Linked DNA regions of Homo sapiens: region 2 is linked to region 1. A link is an interaction called in ENCODE POLR2A ChIA-PET data of the cell type or tissue named here. Cell type or tissue: HepG2. All regions are shown on one strand. Each heading gives the region's core, and the rest is flanking DNA. Links, peaks and the distances in the headings are about the cores only.

Evidence for each region. ChIA-PET counts read pairs that join two places held together with the same protein. Peaks named below come from ENCODE experiments on the same cell type or tissue, not always from the same donor. Only the 100,000 strongest peaks of a DNase experiment are listed, where the experiment ranks them.
Region 2: POLR2A ChIA-PET joins it to region 1 with 10 read pairs; 2 of 35 experiments call an interaction of 5 or more read pairs at or near these places.

What each region holds. Positions count from the first base shown.
Region 1 is chr6:106,746,064-106,758,943 of GRCh38, forward strand. The region is part of intron 1 of LINC02532 (long intergenic non-protein coding RNA 2532); the gene reads right to left. Among named protein-coding and RNA genes, the nearest start is that of MIR587, 32 kb to the right of the region's middle. RefSeq lists an enhancer at 2,284-3,209. In HepG2, for the core only: no CTCF peak of the experiment used is centred there; a DNase peak (open chromatin) is centred at 6,788.
Region 2 is chr6:106,655,422-106,666,277 of GRCh38, forward strand. QRSL1 (glutaminyl-tRNA amidotransferase subunit QRSL1) reads left to right here. Exons shown (of 11, transcript NM_018292.5): 9 at 194-311; 10 at 7,559-7,764; 11 at 10,361-10,856. The coding sequence ends at 10,581. Among named protein-coding and RNA genes, the nearest start is that of QRSL1, 31 kb to the left of the region's middle. In HepG2, for the core only: no CTCF peak of the experiment used is centred there; no DNase peak of the experiment used is centred there.

The DNA of each region.
Region 1 (12,880 bases), core at 2,910-10,909:
AGGTTGACATAGTGCCTCCTTTGTGCTGAAAAAACTCAAGTGCTAGAACTTATCCATACACCACTGGACAAATGCCTGAAGGCCACTGGTGGGCCTGACCCTATTACAGAATTTACAGCTCAAGGACATTTTGAAGTCCTATGGTCATCCTCTTCCCATCAGCTTGGGGTCACATGGACACCTGGTCCCCTCCTATTTTTATTCCAGAGGACACTGAGGTTCAAATACACATGCTGCGGTTGGCAGATTTTATCCCTAGAGACCAAAGTATGAAGAGGCTCCATGACTTGCCCAAGGGCATTTATTGAGTCAACAGTAGAAATGCGAAGAAAATTCTGTCACCTGATACTGGGGCCAGCTCCCCTTCCCTTGACACATCATCTAAAGGGGGAAATAATCTTCTGAAGTATCAAATAACTCTGGTATTTTGATGAGTGAGCAAGCTGGTAAGCAAATAATGAGAAAAGTGAGTGTTGAATTTCCCTTGACATAACCCTTTTGGAAAATGCAGCGGCAGATGCAAGAAGAATGTGACTTATATTATAATGAAAGCAAAAATATTTTCAAATAGATTCAGGGGGCTAATAAACAGAAGGTCTGGCTATGAGTGTCAGCCTAAAGGAGAGCAGAGAAAAAGATCCTAGAGTTCTCAGCCAGGCAAGATGACTGCTTACAATACACAGCTTTCATATAGGGAGTGAGTGTCCTTTTTCATCCTCTTAGTTACGTAAGGGAAAGGGAAAGGCATTCTTCAAACACAGATCACTTCAGAGTAGTCTCACTTGAGAAGCTAGTGACGTGTGCTGATAAAATGACGGGTGCTGGATTCTTGTTGAGATGAGGAAACAATGCCTTTGGGGGTAGAGGATCTGTGAATCACTCCCTCTGTGCCAAAGAAAGGGACTCAGGAGAAGCCTGGCCTGAGTGCTATGAGTCCACTGACCCCTCAGTCACACTAAATATCTATGAGAACCATGAAGGAATGGGCTTCTACATTTCAGATTGCGAATTCTGAAAAGAATGAAATTCCTTACAGAAGTTTATCTTTATTTTCTACTGGGTAGAATTTCTAGAAGCTTCTTTAAAAATTGTGGTTTCCTTGGCCTTAAAGAGTGATAATAACTTTTCCCTCAGCATAATTCTGCCCCACCCTAAAACAGCACTGTGTCTGGTGCTTCTTGTTTGTCCCAGTGGCAGCACCTAGGATTAGGTTTCTTCAGTCTTCCTGTAATAAAACAAAACAACATTGAAATGAGTTTCTATGATGGCTACCTTTATGTGTCAATTTGACTGGGCCAAGGGCTTGCCCAGACAGCTGGTAAAACATTATTTCTGGGTGTGTCATGAGGGTAGCTGCATAAAGAACACCTGCCCTCACCAATGTGGGTGAGCACCATCTAATCCATGGAGAACCCAAGTAGCGTCAAAAGGCAGAGTAAGGGTGAATGTGCTCCCTTCTTGAGCTGGGGCATCTATCTTCTGGCCTCAGACATCAGACCTATGTATATACATCAGGCCTATGTGTGTACCTCTCTATATATCCTATATATTGATATAAGATATATATCTATATAGATCTATAGATCAATAGGACAGATCTATATATAGGATATATACATCTATATATCCTATTCCTAGATATAGGATCCAATATATAGATCTATATATCCTATTGCTTCTGTTTCTCTTGAGGGCACTAATACAGCTTCTTTAGGATCTTTCCGTTTAAAAGAGAAAAGGAGGATGGCAAGGAAAAGATTTTCCTTTGACATTTAGTTCACTTGGAGGACTGTATTTACTGAAACATTTCTATGGGCTTCATTTTATAAAGGCAACCATACACAATCTGTCCATGTCAGTAGACACATAACATCCACACCCCCAGGCAATTTAAGATTAGAAAGCTCAGATCTGGTTGGCCTCGGTGTGCTCATTTGACTCCATTTTTCTTTCCTCATCTGCAAGATATTCAACATTATTATGTCAATGGATTGATTGTATTGAGGAAGAAGAGGAGATGTCACTAAAGTTGGACATCACTACTTTTTTCCCGGTTTTTCAAAGGTTTGTAGCATGGAAACAAATCTCTCTAGACTAAACTACACAAGAAGCCAATCCCCTTCATATGAAAAACATTCCACTTGACAGGACAAATCCTTTGATTTTTTTGCAAGGAAATTTTATGAAAGAGCCTGGAAGCTTGTTTACAGAGACTAGAAAAGAATAAGCTCCGTGGAGAGCTCTTTCCTGAGACCTGAACACCCAACTGTCTGCTGGACATCATTTTCTTAGACACCCCCAAATTCAACATGTCTAAAACAGAACCTATTGTCTCTTCTCCCTACCCCTCCAACCCTGCTCCACTGAAGTTGCTATCTTATTGATGCCACCATCTTCCACCCAGGTGTCCAAGCTAGAAACCAAAGAATCCTCCGTGAGGCCTTTCTCTCGCATCCTCTCCGCTATCCAGTTAGTTACTAATTCCTGTTACTGCTGCTTCCTACATTTCTCAAATATTTATCCACTTCTCTTCATTTTCACTGCCTGCCCTCCCCTGGTGGCGGCTCTGAGCATCTCTCATCTGGATCACTGCACCAGCCTCTTAATGGGGGGCCCTACCTCCTGCCTTGCCCTCCATCTGTTCCCTACATGCAAGAGAGTGATCCTTCTAAAATGCAAATCTGAACCCATCAGTTTTCTGCTGAAGATCCTTCCATAGCTCCCTACTGGGAATAAAGGTCAAACAATGCTTAGAAAGAACTTCTTTGTTTGAACTGGTTTATCTCTTCAAAGTCTTGACTAACCACTCCTACCCTCTCCTACTCCATCCTTGAGCTGTGAAAACTTGTAGGTCCCAGATGAATCTGCCTTGCGGTCTGTCTCCTCTTGGCCTTTGCATATAGTAGCCTCACAGCATGGAACACTCTTTACTCTCACTCTTCGCCTAGAAAACTGCTACTGCCCCTTCAGATCTCAGCTTAGAAGCCTCTTTCCAACTTAGCTTACATGCTTCCATAGCACAGCCTGTATGTCCCATTTCAAAGCTCTTGCCTCACTTGGGAATGCAAATGTCTATTTACTCATTTGGTTGTATTCACTGCTAAAATATATGCTTCTTATATGACATGTTAGAAAAGGCAAAACTATAGTGACAGAAAGCAGATCAGTGGTTGCCAGTAGCTGGGGGGAGGGTAGGAGATTGACTACAAGCAGTGCAAGCAATCTTTTCAGGGTGATGTAAATATTCTCTATCTTGATCCTAGTAGTGGTTATACTACCCCGTGCATTTGTCAAAATGCATCAAACTTTACACTTAAAATGAGTGAATTTTATTGTATAGCAAGTATACCTCAATAAAGCTGGTTGTAAGAAAAATTAATATGTGATCCTCCAGGGCAGGTTTATACTTAGAACCATCCCTGGCTCATAGTAAGTGCCTACAATAGGTAATTGTTAAACCAATGAATGGATAAACAAATCAATATTATTTCCTTTCCCCTATTGTTTTGTACAATTGGAATAAATTATTTTTTTAAAGATGTGCTTAAAAAGTGTTCATTTATGACCTACCTTGTCATCCCAGCAGTGGAATCAAATTTCTTTCAGTGAAACATGTAAACGTAAGACCTGTGCATGTCTTATGGGAGAAAATGTTTCCAGGATGAACTCACTCAGAGGAGGAGACAGCATTACAGTGGCGCCAGACAGCTGCAGCTCTACTTGCCCTAGGCACGAAGAGGGTGAGAAACAAATGCTTCAGGGGACTGGCTAGCAGCAGTTCTGAGGCCTGCTGCCCTGAAGCTTCTTTTCTGCAGCTCCTGGCTGATCCGGGTTCTGGATGCATCATGTCTTGAAGGCACTGACAATATCCACTTCCTATTCCTTAGCTGCATATGTCTTCCTTCTCATGGACTAGGGTGAAGGCCTGGTGCTGATGCAGAGAGACTAACTAGAGACAAGTACCTGCTTTGGCCTGAGACATCTTTGACCAGAGGCACAGGATGTACTTGCTTAACGGTAACCTATACCAGGGTTAACCCTTGCCCAGCTGTTCCAGGTTAGGAGCCCTTTCTGCACTGACAGTCTCCTTCAAGAACAAAAGAATATTTTGAATTGGAAAAGATTAGCTTGCTCTTTCCTTCATTTTCAGTTGAGGAAACTGAGGTCAGAAAGGGTGAGAGACTTGGCTGGACTATGACGAGATCACTGGGACTGGAACCTTGTTTCTGCACTTGAGGGCCAGCTGCCAGCAGCCTCCCTGCACCACTCCCAGGTGGTTTGCTCGTCCCAACGCACTGCAGTGCGGGGAAGGAGTGTGCTCTCCTTCATAACCCAGCAGGGATTAACGCAGGCTACTTAGCTGAATTTAGAAAGTACTTGGTGAATCAATATAATGAATCTCAGAATTCACATTTTCTCTCAGATTTTACTATTGAACAAATGAAAAGAACAAAAAGTAAAAACAAATGGACTGATTTTTTAAAGATCACACAAGTCATCACCATTCCCAGCTAACTGATGGACTCCCTTGGAAGGTGACGGCTTCTCCCCCACCTGTCTAAGCACACAGAAAACACATCAAGTCCTCCGTGTGGCTCAGCACCACCTCTTTTCCTCTCACACACCTGGTGGAGACTGTTGAATGAATAAACAGACAACCTCATTTGTAAGTAGGTGGCTTGGAATCCAGAATGCATTTTCCAAAGGAAACGACGTCATAGGAGGGCTTGGGTTTCCTGGGCCTGCCCACAAAGCCTAATTAATCTATCACACTACTGAAAGGCTATATATTTTCAGTAGGAAATAAGGGGAAAAAGAAGTACAGTTACCATAATCATCATAAAATAAACATAAAAACCTGAACAAGAAATGCTTGCCTAGGGCAGATCTTATCCCCACTACCCAGCTCCACTCAGAAGATGGAGCAGAGCCTGTCTCTCTCTCTCTTAAATGAGTGATCATGCCTCAAAATTAGTGCCTTCATTTACTAATAGCCGAATCTCTCTCTGACAGCTGCTCAGATTAACCAGGCATATATTACTTTCATCTTTAATAAACAGGCACTCTAGAGTCGGTGGCTGGTCTCCATGGCAACCAGATTAAGTTTTTCCGCTGATGTTGGGGGCAAAAAGACAGAAGGAATAGACGCTAAGATGGCAGGGGAAGGTACATGTGGATTATAAAGTACTGTCCTCCATTTCTTTACTGGTCCCAGGCTACCTCCCAGCAAGAATGGAGAGTGGCTGTTTCTACCTTCTACTGCACACAGAGGAAAAGGGGTCCTGATCAGTGCTATCAGTACGATGGGAAAGGGCTGGGTTACAGAGCTTAGCGCACACCGAGGCCTGCACTGCCAAGGAGCTACATGCAATTGCATCCATCCAACTGAATTCTCATTTCCTGCGTGTGCCTGGCCCTGTGCTTCGTGCTGCGGAGGTGGTTTACAGTAAAAGCATGTAGACTAAGTGAGGAGAGGTGCCAACACGTATCATGGGGAGGGCAGGAGGAGGTCCAGCCCCTGCCTCCCCAACCAGGAGCAGCTGCAGCTCACAGCACCATTTGCCCTCAAGCTAAGCCACACCTAGTTCTTGAGCTCTGGCCAGAATGACTTTAGCCTTGCCAATCTAGCAGCTGGTCAGGCTGAATCAAGCGTTTTTTGATAGTTCATGGATGCAGCATCATCCACTGGGCCTCTAACACCTGGAGACCCACAGAATTCCTGCCTTCCCTCAGCCATGACTGGTGGATTGACTTGGCCTGCGTGACTGGGATCTGACTCACATTCCTGACCCAGGCTGGGGCCCTGACACCCTGCCTTTCTCTTGTCTGCATCTTACCTCAGGCACCTGAACCTAGTTTCATACCCCTAGGCAGGTTCCTGCTCTAAAGGAGTGGTCGCCCAGAACCACCCTGACAAAAGCTTTCATACTGTTTCAGCTACTGTTTGCTGCTGGAACTGCCTGCCTCTATGCCCCAGCAGGGGGACAGATTGCTGTGGGCCCTGAAGACTGGACCTTGGACCACTCGCACCCACTCAGGCCAAGGTCTGTCAACTTCTGGTACCAAATTCTTCCTCATCCCTACAAACCAGGGATGCCGCCAAAATACCAGAAATCCTTATTCCTGAGCCTGAGGTGGTATTTGAAATGGGTCTTGAAGGGTGGCCAGGATTTGGACAATAAAAGAGAAGACTTTCTCTGTCAGCACCAGGGTCCTTGATGAGAGTCATAGGGTGATGGTGTAATTCATTCAAATCTCTATTAGGTAACCCTAACCTCTGTCTGTTTTCATGGTGCTTTCCGCTGGACTCTCCATCCCTCTGCTGTGTCTCCTGCCTGCTCCCCCTCGGGTGCTTCCCTGTATTCCTTTTCTCCTGTACTTTTCCACTTGCACCCTACGTCAGTGTTTCCTGAGCTCACCTCTCCTTTTCCTACTCTCTGCTCTGATACTGAACACGGGGTGGCGGGGGGGTAGTGGGGAGGGGTGGGGAAAGCTGCTTGCTGTGCCCCAGGTAATTCTCTCATCCTCACTGCCAGCTTTAAGGGGAAATACTGGTCCCAGAAGACAAACCCTTCCTCCTGTCCGTTGGAAACAAGTAGGTTGATTTTTCCATCACAGGAGTGAAACAGCAAAGGCTGTTGGTTGTACCAGTGGATCCAGCGCCTACTAAGAGCTTACTACTCATTTCTATCCATTTAGTGTGGCATACTCCAGAAGATTCTCTTGCCCTTCCCTTGACCCAAAATACCTCCTCTACTGGTGCCTGAAAGCCTACCATTAACCTAGTCATTCCTTTGTGTTAATCATTACTTTTTCCTGATGGTCTTCCTTTGAACATAAAAGCACTCCCAGAAGGGAAAAGATTTGCTTCCTAATGCCTCTATGCAAACGAAGAATGGAGGGGAAAGTGCCGAAGGTTTCAAACCTTCCCAATGGGGTTGGAGTATAAATCTAATTTGACTGGGTGGAGAATTAACAAAATACATTGAAATTATAGAACTGCTGATGTTCATATAGTCATTTTTCCATTTTTTAATCTTCTTCATTTAACTAAAACATACATACAATAGTCTACAAATCTTAAATGTACAGCTTAATACATTTTACATATGTATATACTCATGTAACTACCACCTAGATTAAATATATTTCCAGTGCCCCTGCATCTCTTTCTGGTCAATATTACTCCAAAAATAACCACTTTTCTGACTTCTGTTACCCTAGAATAGTTTTGCCTATTCTTGAGCTTCATGTAAATGGAGCCATGTGGAGCCCAGACTTTTTGACTCAATATAATATTTTTGAGATTCATGCATGTTGTTGCACATATCAGTCATCTGTCCTTCTCTATTATTGCTTAGTATTCCATGGTATGTATTTACTACAATGTCTTAATCCATTTTTCTGTTGATAAACACTTGAGTTATTTCCAGTTTTGCAAAAAGCTGTTTCCTATTTTGAATAAATCTGTTGGAACATTCTTGTACAAGGTTTTGTGAACATATGCACTAATTTTTCTTGGACTATACCTAGCGGTGGGATTCTTGTTTCATAGAGTAGACATGTACATAACTTTTTTAAAAACCACCAAATAGATTTTCAAAGTGATTATATCCTTTTGCATTCCCACCAGCAAATGCGTGACAGTTGCAGTCACTCCACATTGGGTCAGTCTTTTCAATTTTAGCTATTCTGGCAGAGAAAATTTTGCAGTACTTTTGCTACGAGAGGTAAATTCCTGAGCTGGGGCTCATCGGCAGGAGAATAGAGGCCTCCTATCCATGACAGATGTGGAAGTAGAATTCTGATGAGTTTTTGTTTTGTTTCATCTTAATAACGAGAAACTGTGGGGCTAGAAAGCTAGAGAAATATGTTTTATCTTGTATCAGTACCAACTAAAAGAAAGCCAATTCTGGGGGTGGTGGGAGGGTGTCACCAGTGGAGAAAAGGGCTAATTTAGGCTAATTCTAGGATAATACTCCCAGTAGGGTGTTAAGACAATACTGCAGGCCCATGTCTGATGATCCAGTCAGAAAGGGAGCTCAGACCAGGATGCTTGGTTGCCAGTAATAGAGACTAGCTTGAGCTATTAGGTTGGTGCAAAAGTAATTGTGGGTTTTGCCATTAGAAGTAATGCCATTCCTTCTAATGGCAAAACTCGAAATTACTTTTGCTCCAACCTGATAGCATGATCAAGTGGGAACGTATGAAAGGATATTTGTGTACCCACAGAATTGACAGAGTTGAGAGCCTGGCCTAGAGATAAGCAGGAACTGAGGAGGATCCAGAAGGCCAGGAGCAGGCAGCTCAGTCGATCAGTGTGCTTCCCTGATAACTGTTCCTGTCATCCTTGTGTCACCTGTTCGAGGTTCAAAGATCCAGAAGTGTTTATCAGATTTGGTTGAGCTTAGGCCGCATGCCCACCCTCAGGGCTGGAGGAAGCAGAATCTGGCCACTTCACAATCTTCCATGGTGGGGAGCAGGTGCCTGGATTTATACCCCATTAAGGCTGCATCCATGGGAATAAGTAATTCCCCAAAAGAAATGAGATGCCATCAGGAAGGAGGAATGGATGTTGAGTAGCCAAAGAAATGCCACATGTTCACTACAGGCCTGCCTTCAACAGCATCAAATTCACACTATCGTGTTAATAGCTTTGGGAGGATGAAAGGAAACTGGCCTGGACCTATAGGGTGAGCAAGGAAAGAGAATTTGACATCAACAATAAAGGCCTAGCCAATTTGCTCACCGCTTCTCAAATGGACTTGAATAAGATGACACTGCGTGACACAAAATTTCTTCTTTTTTTTAAAATTTTTTTTAGATGGAGTCTCACTCTGTCACGCCCAGGCTGGAGTGCAGTGGCACGATCTCGGCTCCCTGCAACCTCTCTGCCTCCTGGGTTCAAGTGATTCTCTTGCCTCAGCCTCCCGAGTAGCTGGGACTACAGGCACGTGCCACCACGCCCGGCTAATTTTTGTATCTTTTTAGCAGAGACGGGGTTTCACCATGTTGGCCAGGATGGTCTTAATCTCCTGACCTTGTGACCCACCTGCTTCGGCCTCTCAAAGTGCTGGGATTACAGGTGTGAGCCACCACACCTGGTCACACAAAATTTCTCAATTTGTCATTTTTGGCATATCTGAATCACTCTAGGATCCCCTTGCAGTGTGGTACAACCTGTGTGAGGGGATCCTGGGTGGAGGTGGTGGGAGGTGGAGACTGTGGAACGGGGTGAAGATCACAGCCCAGGTATGGCACTCTTTTTCAGGTGTGAGCTTCTAAAGGCCTAAGCAAACGTCTGAGACTTGAGGACAAAAATTATGGGTTTCAAAATACATAAATCAAAATACCCATGATCTCAGCACTTTGGGAGGCTGAGGCAGGAGGATCACTTGGGGCCAGGAATTCAAGACCAGCCCAGGCAACATAGTGAAACCTCATCTCTACAAAAAACTTTAAAAATAGCCAAGGGTAGGCTGGGCGCGGTAGCTCACACCTGTAATCCCAGCACTTTGGGAGGCCGAGGCTGGCAGATCACCTGAGGTCAGGAGTTCAAGACCAGCCTGACGAACATGGAGAAACCCCTGTCTCTACTAAAAAAAAAAAAAAAAAAAAAAAAAAAAAATTAGCCAGGCATGGTGGCGCATGTCTGTAATCCCAGCTACTTGGGAGGCTAAGGCAGGAGAATCACTTGAACCCGGGAGGCAGAGGTTGCAGTGAGCCGAGATCGCACCATTGCACTCCAGCCTGGGCAACAAGAACGAAAAAAAGAAAAAAAAATAGCCAAGGGTGGTGGCACATACCTGTATTCCCAGCTACTTGGGAGGCTGAAATAGAATAGCTTGAGCCCACGAGGCCAAGGCTGCGGTGAGCCATGATGGTGCCACTGCACTGCAGCCTGGGCAACAAAGCAAGACTCCATCTCTCAAAAAAAAAAAAAAAAAAAAGATAAGAGAAAAGAAAATAGCAAATTCTAACTTTTAAAGTGCTCCATTCAGCATTTAGGCAACCTTTCCCACTCTTAGGTGGCACTCCTACCTCAGCTCAGAGTTTCTCAGCCTCCAGCCCATTATGCATTGTTCCAAATGACAAAGCCACCAGAAAAAAAGAGACAGCACAGGCTCAAGGGACCCAGTTCTCCACAACAGGTTGCCACATCTTGATCTGCATCTGAAGCAAAGACTCAAAGTCTACTCTAGAAAAGAAAAAAAATAGCAAAAACCTTAACCACATGGTTCAGACATCTAGTTTTTGGATCCATTATTTACCCGGAAGAGTATTTCCATTGTTCAATGGAAATAACTCAACATAGCTTTATATCTAGAAAAATTATGAAAATGTCTGAGTTACCCGGTATTGGGTCAGCCTGGACTTCTGGAGCATGCATTTTTCTACAAAGGAAAGAAAACTGGTCTGGTTATCAGAAGACCTAAGTATAATCCAGGCTTTGTCATGAACTCATTACATGACCTTAGGAAAATCACAACCTTTATTCTTCAATTTCCTCTTCTATAAAATGAAGGCAATTGACTAAATGGGCACTGAAGTTTGTTCCAGTTCCATGATCACTTAAATTCTTAAATAAAAGAAGAAAGAAACCACGTTAGTCTCTCTGACACATCTCCCCTAAGGCACTGCAGAAGACCAAACACAAAATAAAAAGTATTTCAATCCAAAAAACCATGCTCAATCTCCAAGTCTCTGCAGCCTGTGATTAGTAGAATCTATCTTGCCATAATTGAGCAAAGTAGTTCTAGGAAAAAATTATACCGAATTTTACTAAATGTGCTTTCATTTGAAACCAGAGCCTTCCTTGGTTAGCCAGACCACTAGGACTGACATACTGTACCGATTACATAATGTGAGCACCATCAATATCCTTCCATTTTAGGAGAATTGGCTTTTTAGCCATCAGTCTAGAGCCCGCTATAATTTATTTTCTTTGTGGTAAGCGGATAACATGTCTACATTAGTTAAATTACTTTAATACGTGGTTGCTTTAGGCTCAAAAATTCTGACCACTCTTTTCAAGGAAACATCAACCCACGACATGTGGACTAAATCTCCATTTTTATTTCTTTGTTCATTTTTGTTTTTTCCAAATGACTTCATTTTTGTTGTGAATGCTAAATCAACTTAAATTTTGGATCTTACTAAATACTCTGATATTTGTGCTTGTCTTTTAACCAAATACGTTGCATCCTTTTGCACCCCACCACTAGGCAACACAACTGTGATCAACTATAAATTGCTGGATGGTGAGTTCTTTATTCTGTCCACAGCAAGGTAAATGACTTCCTTGCCTAACCAACTTCTCAGGCAATAATAATCTGAACTCCTCTCACTCTCCGTCCTTCTCAGAGGAAGCCAACACAAGTCATACAAGTCATGCTGCTGATCCACGTGAATGTAATTTGAGCAGTTTCAAAATGTGTAAACATATTATTAGCAATGTGTTTAAACAGCACCTTTCCCTTTGGTGTTCATAATCCTTTAAGGTTATAATGTAATACTCCTTCCAGCATCACTTGAAAATATATACAGCACAGCAAGAATTATATTTTTCAAGAAATGTGATGGTTATGAATAAATAAAAATGATTTCTCATGTCTCACAAGCATTTTTATTTATTTATAGGATCTATGTATCCCTTGCTTCTTTCAAAAAGAATTTGAAGCAACTTACAAACTAATATGTATAGCCCAATTCTAATAAAATAAGAATAAAACCAGGATGGGAAGTAGAAAAGCTCTTCCCAAACACGACAGGAAGACTTAAAGGAAAATGTGACAGATGTGATTACACAGAAATCTAACAGTTCTGTGTTGCAAAGATCAAGCAGCAGAACAACAGATAAAGGGTAATACCCACAACTGTGTAAAACTGCCTGTAAAATGGTTATGGTTGGCCATAGAAGGCCAACCACTCAAATGTTTTGTGCGGAGAACATGATGATTAGGTCCAGAAGAAATACAAATAGCGAAAAGTCTTATAGAAAAAAAGGTGTAATTCTAGCTCCTACGGAAGGAGTTTCTTTTCTTTCTTTCTTTCTCTCTCGGTCTCTCTCTCTCTCTCTCTTTCTTTTACAAGTCTCGCTCTGTTGTCCAGGCTGGATAGAGTGCAGTGGCGCGATCTCGGCTCACTGAAGCCTCTGCCTCCCAGCTTCAAGTGATTCTCCCGCCTCAACCTCTCAAGTAGCTGGGACTACAGGCGTGCACCACTACGCCCAGCTAGTTGAGATGGGATTTCCCCGTGTTGGTCAAGCTGGTCTCTTAACTCCTGATCTCATGTGATCCGCCCACCTTGGCCTCCCAAAGTGCTGGGATTACAGACGTGAGCCACCACACCCGGCCAGGAGTTTCAAATTAAAACAAGATGACAGTTTTCACTCAGCTGAGTGGCAAAAAATAATAAATAAATAAATATAAAAATAAAAAGAGCAGTAGCATGTAGTTTTATATGAATCTTTTGGTTGTTTAAAAATTTTTTAGTGCAAATGATGCTGCAATGAACATCCTCGTACATATATTTCTTAGCAAATACATAAATATTTCTATAAAATAGGTTTCTAACAGCAAAATTGAATTAAACTTTATATGCAATTTAAAAATTGATACAAACTGCCAGGTTTTTTTGTTGTTGTTGTTTTATTTTTTAGAGAGGGTCTCACTTTGTCACCCAGGCTGAAGTGCTGTGGCACCATCACGGCTCACAACATCCTCGACTTCCTGGGCTCAAGCAATCTTCCCACTGCTCCCCACCCTCCACACTGCCATGCCTGAGTAGCTGGGACTATAGGGGGGTGCCACCATGCCTGGCTAAAAATTTTTTTTATAGAGACAATGTCTCAATGCATTGCCCAGGCTGGTCTCAAACT
Region 2 (10,856 bases), core at 2,157-10,156, 91 kb before region 1:
AGGAGAATCACTTGACAAGGGAGGCAGAACTTGCAGTGAGCCGAGATTACACCACTGCACTCCAGCCTAGGTGACAGAGTGAGACTCCATCTCAAAAAAAAAAAAAAAAAAAGTGAATCTAGGCCTGATTTTAGCCAAAACTTTACTGACTTTACTTCCTTTCAAGTAATGTTTACCCTTTTCTTGTTTTCAGGTCACAGATGTGACATTGATGTGTCCACTGAAGCCATGTATGCTGCAACCAGACGAGAAGGGTTTAATGATGTGGTGAGAGGAAGAATTCTCTCAGGAAACTTTTTCTTATTAAAAGAGTAAGACAACTCATTTAGGAATTTTCTTCATTCTTGAAACCTCAAGTAACATGTCTCTTATCAGGTCTTATAAGTCAAGGTATTTAGTAAAGAAACAAAATCTTTATGATTTGAATTAGAAAAGACCTGTTTATGGCACTTTTGGGTCCTGGTATTCAAAAACAAAAGAAATGTTGGTACTTTAGCTAAATGATTGGTACAGATTACAGGCAGTCCTCCATATCTGTGGGTTTTGCAACCTTGGATTCAACCAAACACAAATCAAAAATATTCAAAAAATAAAAAATAACACCCAACAATAAAAAGTAATACAAATTAAAAAGCAATACAGTGTAACAACTATTTACCTCGCATTTACATTGTATTAGATGTTACAAGTAATCTAGGGATAATTTTAAACGTGCAGGAGGTGTGCATAGGTTTTATGCAAATACTACACCATTTTATATGAGACTTGAATATCCTCAGATTTTGGTATCCACAGGGGTCTTGGTACCAAACCCCCAACGGACACCAAGGAATGAATGTAAGTAGGAAGCCATTAAGGATTTTAATCTCATTAAATGTCCTTTGGGTATTACCACATTGGTTTATTGCTGTTAGAGCCTTAAGCAGAGAGTTGTATTGTCTCTTGAAAAATGTATTGAATCAACTTAGTTTTTCCTTGTATTATGTATGTCTTTACTCTAAAAAAGAATTCAGAATGACTATGACTCCTCCTTCAATTGTCTTCATTATGAGTTTATTCACGATCTTGTGAACAGGCTTCATCTTCTATACCACCAAGTGTGTCTAAGAGGACATGAGAAGTGTGAAAAAGCAAGATTGGTTATTGTAATGAAGAGCTTCTTGGAGTTTTTCTCCATGCCCTCAAGGGCAGAAGGCATTTTATTCATCTGCGTATCCTCTCAGGGCCGATAGTTAGAATTACTTTTTATTTTTGAGACAGGGTCTCACTCTGTCACCCAGGCTGTAGTGCAGTGAAGTGATCGCAGCTCACCGCAGCCTTGACCTCTTGAGCTTAAGTGATCCTCCCACCTCAGCCTCCCTAGTAGCTGGAACTACAAGCTTGCACCACCATGCCCAGCTAATTTTTGTATTTTCTGTAGAGACGGGATCCTGCCATGTTGCCCAGGCTGATCTCCAACTCCTGGGTTCGAGCAATCCACCCATCTCAACCTCCAAAGTGCAGGTGTTACAGGCATGAGCCACCATGCCAGGCCACAGGATTACTTTTTCTAAGAATACTATTTGAGGCCGGGCCCAGTGGCTCATGCCTGTAATCCTAGCACTTTGGAAGGCCGAGGTGGGCAGATCACCTGAGGTTAGGAGTTCGAGACCAGCTGGCCAACATGATGAAAGCCTGTCTCTACTAAAAATACAAAAATTAGCTGGGCGTGGTGGTGGGCACCTGCAATCCCAGCAACTCGAGAGACTGAGGCAGGAGAATCACTTGAACCCGGGAGGCAGAGGTTGCAGTGAGCCAAGATCGTGCCACTGCACTCTAGCCTGGGCAACAGAGTGAAACTCCATCTCAAAAAAAAAAAAAGAATACTATTTGGTTATGTTCCAGATTAAAAGACTGTTACCATATTGACCAGATGCTTGTAATGACTTTGGAGTAGGAAAACAAAAGGAAATAATTTTCTAAGTGAAAACATTTATTAAGCTAAAGATATTACTTTTGCCAAATATTACTGATTAGAACCATATTGTTTATCTCAGGGCACAAGTTGATGAATTATATAGGTCAATGTAACAGCATAAAAAGAAATTGAAGGAGAGAAGTCAGAAAGCATTCCTCATGATCACCATTTGGGGGTTCTGATAAAAGGAAGTTAAAATTACTGCTGGTATCCCTAGCTCCTGAGTCAGTGCCAAGTTGGGTCAACTTGGGTAGACAAAAGTGATAGGAAAAATGGGATTCGGAATACTTTTTTTATTTTAAAAAGTCAACTTATGTGCCAGGAAGAGTTTATTTATTTATTTTTGAGACAGAGTCTCACTCTGTCACCCAGGCTGGAGTGCAATGGCACGATCTCAGCTCACTGCAACCCTGCCTCCTGGGTTCAAGCAATTCTTCTGCCTCAGCATCCTGAGTAGCTGGGACTACAGGCACACGCCACCACACACAGCTAATTTTTGTATTTTTAGTAGAGATGGGGTTTCACCATATTGGCCAGGCTGGTCTCAAACTCCTGACCTCGTGATCCGCCCACCTCAGCCTCCCAAAGTGCTGGGATTACAGGCGTGAGCCACCATGCCCAGCCAGGAAGAGTTTATTTTTAATTGACATAAATATTTACTTATGTAACACATTTATATCTACCTTTTGCTATTTATCTTCTGTTTGTCCCATCTGTTCTTTTTTCTTTTAACCTTTTCTTCTGCTTTTTTTTCTTTAAATAGTAATTTTTCTCTTAAAAAGATCTAAAATGAGAAAAATAGTGTCATTTATATTTACCTACATATTTAGTATTTCTGGTGCTTTTCTCTCTGCTCTAGAGATATAAATTTCCATCTGGTATAATTTTGTTTTTACTTGAAGAACTTTCTTTAATATTTCTTGTAGTCCTGTTGGCAGTGAATTCTTTCAGCTTTGGTTTATATGTAGAACTCTTTATTTTGCTTTTAATTTTGAAAGATATTTTCTCTGGGTTTAAAAATGTAGGTTAAGCTGGGCACAGGGTACACTCCTGTAGTTACAGCTACTCAGGAGGCTGAGGTGGGAGGATTGCTTGAGCCCAGGAGTGAGAGCCTGCACTGAGCTATAATCGCACCGCTGCACTTAAGCCTGAGCGACAGAGCGAGAGCCCATCTCTTTAAAAAAAAAAAGTATAGGTTGCTTCTTCTTTCTGTACTTTAAAGGTTTTGTCCATTGTCTTCTGGCTTACATAGTTTCTGAGAAGTCTGTTGTCATTCTTATGGTCATTCCTCTGTATATGATGTATCTTTTTTTCCTCTGATTTTAAGATTTTCTTTTTATCATTGGTTTTCAGGAATTTGACTGTGATGTGCCTTGGTGTGGTTCTCTGCATATTTCTTCTTCTGCATAGGGGTTTGTTAAGCAGCTTTGATCTGTTGGGTTATAGTTTTAATCAAATTTGGAACATTTTGGCTATTATTTCCTCAAATATTTTTTCTGTCCTCCATCTGTCTGGGACTCTCTTCACATGTATATTAATCTGCCTGATGTTGTCCCACAGCTCACAGACACTACATTCTTTTTTTTTCCCCCAGTCTTTTTTCCTTCTCTGCTTCCTTTTGGCTAGTTTCCATTACTGTTTTCAGAATCACTGATCTTTTTTTCTGTTATGTTGATTCTTTCCAGTACATTTTTTATACATTATATTTTTTTCTCTAGAAGTTCCATGTAGGTCTTCTTATCCCTTCAATTTCTTCATTATTTTATATTTTCTTCTACCTTCTTGAACATATAGAACATATTTAGGCTGCGTGCGGTGGCTCACACCTGTAATCCCAGCACTTTGGGAGGCCAAGGCGGGTGGATAACTTGAGGTCAGGAGTTCGAGACCAGCCTGGCCAACATGACAAGACCCTGTCTCTACTAAAAATACAAAAATTAGCTGGGTGGGAAGGCGTATGCCTGTAATTCCAGCTACTCGGGAGGCCAAGGTACAAGAATCACTTGAACCTGGGAGGCAGAGGTTGCAGTAACCCAAGATTGTGCCACTGCACCCCAGCCTGGGTGACGGAGTGAGACTCTGTCTCCAAAAAAAAAAAAAAACATATTTATAGTAACTGTTTTAATGTTCTTATCTACTCAGTATTCCATCATTTTTGCATCTGTGTGTATTAATGCTTTTTCCCTCTCTGGTTATGGGTCATATTTTTTGCTGCTTTTCATGTCTGTATATTGTGAATTTTACATTGTCATTTGCTAGACTTTTGTTATATTCCTTTAAACAGTGTTGGGCTTTTTCCCAGGATGCAATAAAGGTGCTTGGAATTTGTTGGCTCTTTTCAAGGCTTCTTTTAAAGCTTTGTTAAGATAAATCCAAAGCAGCCTTTATTCCAGGGCTAATTTTACTTTACTTTGAGGTGATGCTTTGATGCTGCATATATTTGAGTCTTTCGCTTTGGCTGTTCGAAACACAAACTTATTTCCGTCCCTGTTTGAGCTCTAGGAATTGTTCAGTCCACTGCTCTTTGGGGATTGTTTCCCCAGCCTTGGGAATTTCTTCTCATGCACTCATAGATCAGTACTCAGCCAGAGACTCAAGGAATCTCCCTGCAGATCTGTTGAGCTCTCTCTTTGTGCCACTCCCTTCTATTCAGCACCCTGCTTTGCAAATTCTAGCTGCCTTTGCCTCCTTGAACTTCAGATCTCTGTCCCTTTAACTTACCCCCCACCCCACATACTGTTTAGCTTCCTCTCTGGAATGAGGCCTGAAAACTGCCCCTAGGCATTAAGCTGGGGAAATCAAAGGGCATATCTCATTTTCTTTTCTTTTCTTTTTTTGGAGACAGGGCCTCACTTGGTCACCCAAGCCGGAGTGCATTGGCATGACCATGGCTCACTGGCAGCCTCGACCTCCCAGGCTCAAGCTCTTCTCAGCAACCCTCAACACTCCCCACCCCCCCCGTGAAGCTAGGACTACTGTAGTTTTTTTTGTAGAGACAGGATCTCCCTGTGTTGCCCAGGCTGGTCTCAAGCTCCTGGGCTCAAGGAATCCTACCCCCAGCCACCCCACAGGCATGAGGGACCACACCTGGCCTGGCTTACTTCATTTGTTTCTCTTCTCTCACAACTTTTTCTCCTGAATGTCTGTTGCCTAATGCCTGAAAATGGTCATTTCATATATTTTGTCCAGTTTTCTAGTTGTTTAAGAAGGCAGAGTGTCTTAGTTCTTTTTTTTTTTTTAATCCCCTATTCTGAGAAGCAGTCTTAGTTCATTTTTGCTGCTATAACAGAATGCCTGAGACTGGGTGATTTATAATGAACGGAGATTTACTGGCTCACAGTTCTGGAGGCTGGGTGGGAGGTCCAACATTGAGAAGCCAGCACCTGGTGAGGGCCTTCTTGCTATGTCCACACATGGCAGAAAGCAAGGGTGGGGAGAAAAAGAGGGAGAGAAAGGGAAAGCACATGGGGGGCTGAACTTTCCCTCTTAGAATGGCACCAATCCCACTCAAGAGTGGAGTTGTTATGGCCCAATCACCTCTTAAAGGCCCCATCTCTTAATACTGTTTCAGTGGCAGTTAAATTTCAGCATGAGTTTTGGAGGGGACAAGCATTCAAACCATAGCACAGGGTAAATCCCATCTCCATTACTCTATCTTGGATGGAAGCAGTTCTTCTTCTGAGCCATATTTAAAGTAGGAAGAAATTTAATAGAAAACAAGTATTTGTTTTGTTTTGTTTTGTTTTTTTTTGAGACGGAGTCTTGCTCTGTCGCCAGGCTGGAGTGCAGTGGCGCGATCTTGGCTCACTGCATCCTCCACCTCCTGGGTTCAAGAGATTCTCCTCCTGCCTCAGCCTCCCCAGTAGCTGGGACTACAGGCGCCCACCACCATGCCCGGCTAAATTTTTTTGTATTTTTAGTAGAGTCAGGATTTCACCATGTTGGTCAAGCTGGTCTCGAACTCCTGACCTTGTGATCCGACGCCTCGGCCTCCCAAAGTGCTGAGATTACAACATGAGCCACCAGGCCCAGCCAGTATTTGTTCTTTATAAAATTCAGGTTTTGGAATATGGTGTTTAAACCACTTAGGTGTTGTCAGTGTGTAAATTATATGTGATGCCTGCATTGGTCTCTCTGTAGACCTGGTGGTCAAATAAGAGTAAGGACCTATGATATTTCTGTACCACTCTTTTAGAGTAAAACATATTTCACGTTTTTATCGTATTTTATTTGGCCCTCAGTAAAACTGGAGCAGGTATATCCATTTTTACTGTTGTGGAAACTGTTGTGGAAAAGAATGGTTAGTTCTTTTTTTTTTTTTTTTTTTTTTTTTTTTTTTTTTTGAGACGGAGTTCCGCTCTTGTTTCCAGCTCTCCACGCTGGAGTGCAATGGAGCGATCCCAGCTCACTACAACCTCCGCCTCCCAGGTTCAAGCAATGCTCCTGCCTCAGCCTCCTGAGTAGCTGGGATTACAGGCATGAGCCACCACGCCCGGCTAATTTGGTATTTTTAGTAGAGATGGGGTTTCTCCATGTTGGTCAGGCTGGTCTTAAACTCTCAGCCGCAGGTGATCCACCCACCTCGGCCTCCCAAAGTGCTGGGATTACAGGCGTGAGCCACTGCGCCCGGCCTAGAACAGTTCTTGCTAGCCTCTCCTAACAGCTTCAGAAGAATCTAAAGGATTTTTTTTCCTTTTCTTTGTATCATTGATTTATGGTTACTCCTATGTCTGGCTTTTTCTTTAGTCTTTTTAGTAAAATAAGCATTCTTGAATTTCACATTTCTACCCCTGGGCTATACCTATCCGTAAAATACAAAATTCAAATACTGCATAGTCTACCGCTGTCTATCTTAGTAACCTTTAGAAAGCCATTTGTTGCTGTGTACTTTACTTTCCTCACCAATGAATATTCTGGTTTAATGATGGCCCTGGAGTTATTAATATTTTGAGATTATAAGTGTAGAATTGCATCTACTAGTGAATTCTGAATTCGGATTGATTAATTTATATATACAAACTTTTAGAGTGGCAACACAGTGGAAGAGAATTCATTTTTATGTTAAGAATCTTAATGGTGCCTCCTCATAAAAGCCAAGAATCCAGTGGTTCTTTTTTTTTTTTTTTCCCTAAACAATGCCTAAACTCTTTATTTAACCAACCAGTATTTCTGGTTTTCTTCCTGATGCAGGATTTTAAAACCTTAGAAGTCTATAAATACTGCATTCAGACTTTCCACATCAAGAGAAAGGGGCCCAGGGCAGAAGATGTCAGGCCCCAGGCTGTTTTGGGGTGGGAAAAGTGGCAAAGATTTCTCAACAGTCTGTTTCAGTTTTCTAACTTAATTGAAATGCCTTTAAGCTCTGCTTCATCCCCAAACTTTCCCCTATGGCGTCTATGATAGAAAAACACTCCTCTCTCATATACGCCCCACCACTGGGGAGCCAGGGGGAAGGGAATGGGCATTACACAGGCAAGCCAAACTTTTTATTCAGCCAGAAAATGGAAATCCAATGGTTCTTTATCAAGCCTAATGTAAGATAATTGATTAAAAGAAAAATACAAAAAATCCTTAAAAACATCACCTACTTTTTTCCCACAGAAACTATGAAAATTATTTTGTCAAAGCACAGAAAGTGAGACGCCTCATTGCTAATGACTTTGTAAATGCTTTTAACTCTGGAGTAGATGTCTTGCTAACTCCCACCACCTTGAGTGAGGCAGTACCATACTTGGAGTTCATCAAAGAGGACAACAGAACCCGAAGTGCCCAGGATGATATTTTTACACAAGCTGTAAATATGGCAGGTGAGGATTCCTCAGGAACATTCTGATTTTCTTCAAATTCTTAGGCAGGTACCCTGGTCTTCAACTTAAGATTCTAGCTAGATGGTTTCCGAAAAGCAAAAGTCTATCCTTTTGGAATGCTTAGGAGTGAGTGTGTGTGTACATGTATTAGTCTGTTCTCACACTGCTATAAAGAAATACCTGAGACTGGATAATTTAATTTAAAAAAGAGGTTTAATTGGCTCACAGTTCTGCGGGCTGTACAGGAAGCTGAGCAGCTTCCACTTCTGCGAATGCCTCAGGAAACTTAAATTCACAGTGGAAGGTGAAGGAGAAGTAGCCATGTCTTACATGGCCCAGCCCAAGCAAGAGAGAAAGGGGGAAGGTGCTACACACTTTTAAAACAACCAGGTCTTGTGATAACTCACTCACTATCACGAGAACAGCACCAAGGGGAATGGTGTTAAACCGTTTATGAGAAACCGTCCCCATGATCCAGTTGCCTTCCACTAGGCCCCACCTTCAACATTGGGGATTACAATTCAACATGAGATTTGTGTGGGGAGACAGATCCAAACCATATCCGTACACTTGCATGCACTCTCACCACACACACACAAACACAACACACTTAGTAGTTTTTTTTAACTTTTATTTTGAAAAATTTTAAACCCACAGAAAAGCTGAAAAAGTGGTATAATGAATGCTGATATGCCCTTCACCTGGATGTAATCTTGTTAACATTATATTTGCTTTGCCCTTCTCTTCCTCTTTCTACACACCCACACTCACCACACAAACAACTTTGTTTTTACCTGAATCATTTGAAAGTTTCAGATGTCATGACACTTCACCCCTAAATTCTTTTGTACAAATCTTATAAGGATAAATTTTCCTACAGAACCACAATTCCATTGTCATACCTAAGAAAACTAACATGATTGAAGAATAATTTAAATATGGTTTATATTCAAATTTTCTCAGTTCTACCAAAAGTGTCTTTTATAAGTTGTCTTTCCTCCTGATATATTACATTGGTTTATGGTATCTTTTTAAAATCTAGAACAATCACCCCACCTCTCTTTTTTCTTTAAAACCACATCAGGCTATGCTATAATTTTTGTTTCAATCATCAAACATAATGTAGAAAACTTAAGAGGAAAAGGAAAGTCTATTACATTTACCTATACTTTTGCTTACTGTGTTCATTCTTCCTTCCTGAAGTACCAAGATTCTTTATTTTGTCACTTCTGTTTAGAGAAATTTCTTTAGCCTTTCTTTTAGGGTAGGTCTGCTGATGAAAAATTATCATAGCTTTCCTTTTGAGAATGTGTTGATTTCCCTTTGATTTTTAAAGGTTATTTTTGCTGGATGTAGAACTCTGGTTCAACAGTTCTTATCTTTAGCACTTAAAAAATGTTAAGAGCCCAGTCCACTTGTGCTGTAAGATGTCCCATCCATAATCAGGATTTGTCAGATTGCTTCCTCATGATTGGGTTGAGTTAAACATTTTTGGTAGAAGTACTACATAATCTTCATGTCAGGAAACAGTTAATATCAGTTTGTCTCACTTTTGGAAACCAAGTTGATCACTTCGCTAAGGAAGTAACTGCTAGATGTTTCCTTATAAAAAGGTACATTTTTCCTTTTATCATTTTTTTAAGCAATTTCTGGAGTAATATTTTGAGACCATGTGAATATCCTATTTTCCAATTATCTTGAACCCAGTTTTAGCATTCATTGATCATCCTTGAAATATTAGCTAGAGAATTACAAAATTCTGGCTTTACTAAATCTGTCATTCCTTCTACATTTATTAGCTAGCAGTATTCTCTAAAGAAGAGCCTTCCTTTTTTTCTTTAATTCAATGTATTATAAGCAATTACTGTCAGTATTGTTTTTGATGGTCAAATTGCCTTAAATTTGGCCAATAAGAGCCCCTTCAAGTTATATGTATCCTTTAAAACTGTCCCCATTTTAATTTTTGAAAACTTGTTTTATTGTATAACAAGATGGTCTGGGATTTTGTACTTTCTCTGCCCAAACCTGGAATTAAAACTACCCTGAGCTAATTTCTCATCTAATGGATTGCCAAAAATTCAAAAACTGAACAACACACTCTGTCTGCAAGGCTATAGGTGGAAGTTCAAAATGGTACAACTTCTTTGCAGGGGAATTTTGCAATATCTAATTACATATGCATTTGTCGTTTGATGAAGCAATCTCCTCCTCATCTAAGAAGATTTCAAGAATACCAAAAAAATACATACACAAAGTAATTCTCTGGGGCATTGTATAAAATAGCTAAATATTGAAAACAATCTAAATACCCAACCACAGAAGACTGGTTTACTCAATTATGGTAAAACCAAGTAATGGAGTACTATACAGCAATAAGAAATGAATGAAGAAGGTTTCTGTGAACTGATACAGAATGATTTCCAAGATATATTGTTAAGTAAACAAAACATAGTACAAAAGCATTATATAGCATAATATTTTTGGTTGTTTTTTAAACCTTATCCTGTATTGTACTTATTAGCACTGGAAAGTGGAAGAGGTCTCTGCTAATTAGGGTGGAGAATTAATCACCTACTGGGTTTCCTTCTTTTCCCAGGATTGCCAGCAGTGAGTATCCCTGTTGCACTCTCAAACCAAGGGTTGCCAATAGGACTGCAGTTTATTGGACGTGCGTTTTGTGACCAGCAGCTTCTTACAGTAGCCAAATGGTTTGAAAAACAAGTACAGTTTCCTGTTATTCAACTTCAAGAACTCATGGATGATTGTTCAGCAGTCCTTGAAAATGAAAAGTTAGCCTCTGTCTCTCTAAAACAGTAAACATATCTTACAAATTAAAATGACTTTTAGGCTGGGTGCAGTGGCTCACACCTGTAATCCCAGCACTTTGGGAGGCCAAGGCGAGCGGATCATGAGGTCAGAAGATCTAGAACAGCCTGGTCAACATGGTGAAACCCCGTCTCTACTAAAAATACAAAAATTAGCCAGGCTTAGTGGCGGGCATCTGTAGTCCCAGCTACTCAGGAGGCTGAGGCAGGAGAATCACTTGAACCCTGGAGGTGGAGGTTGCAGTGAGCCGAGATCATGCCACTGCA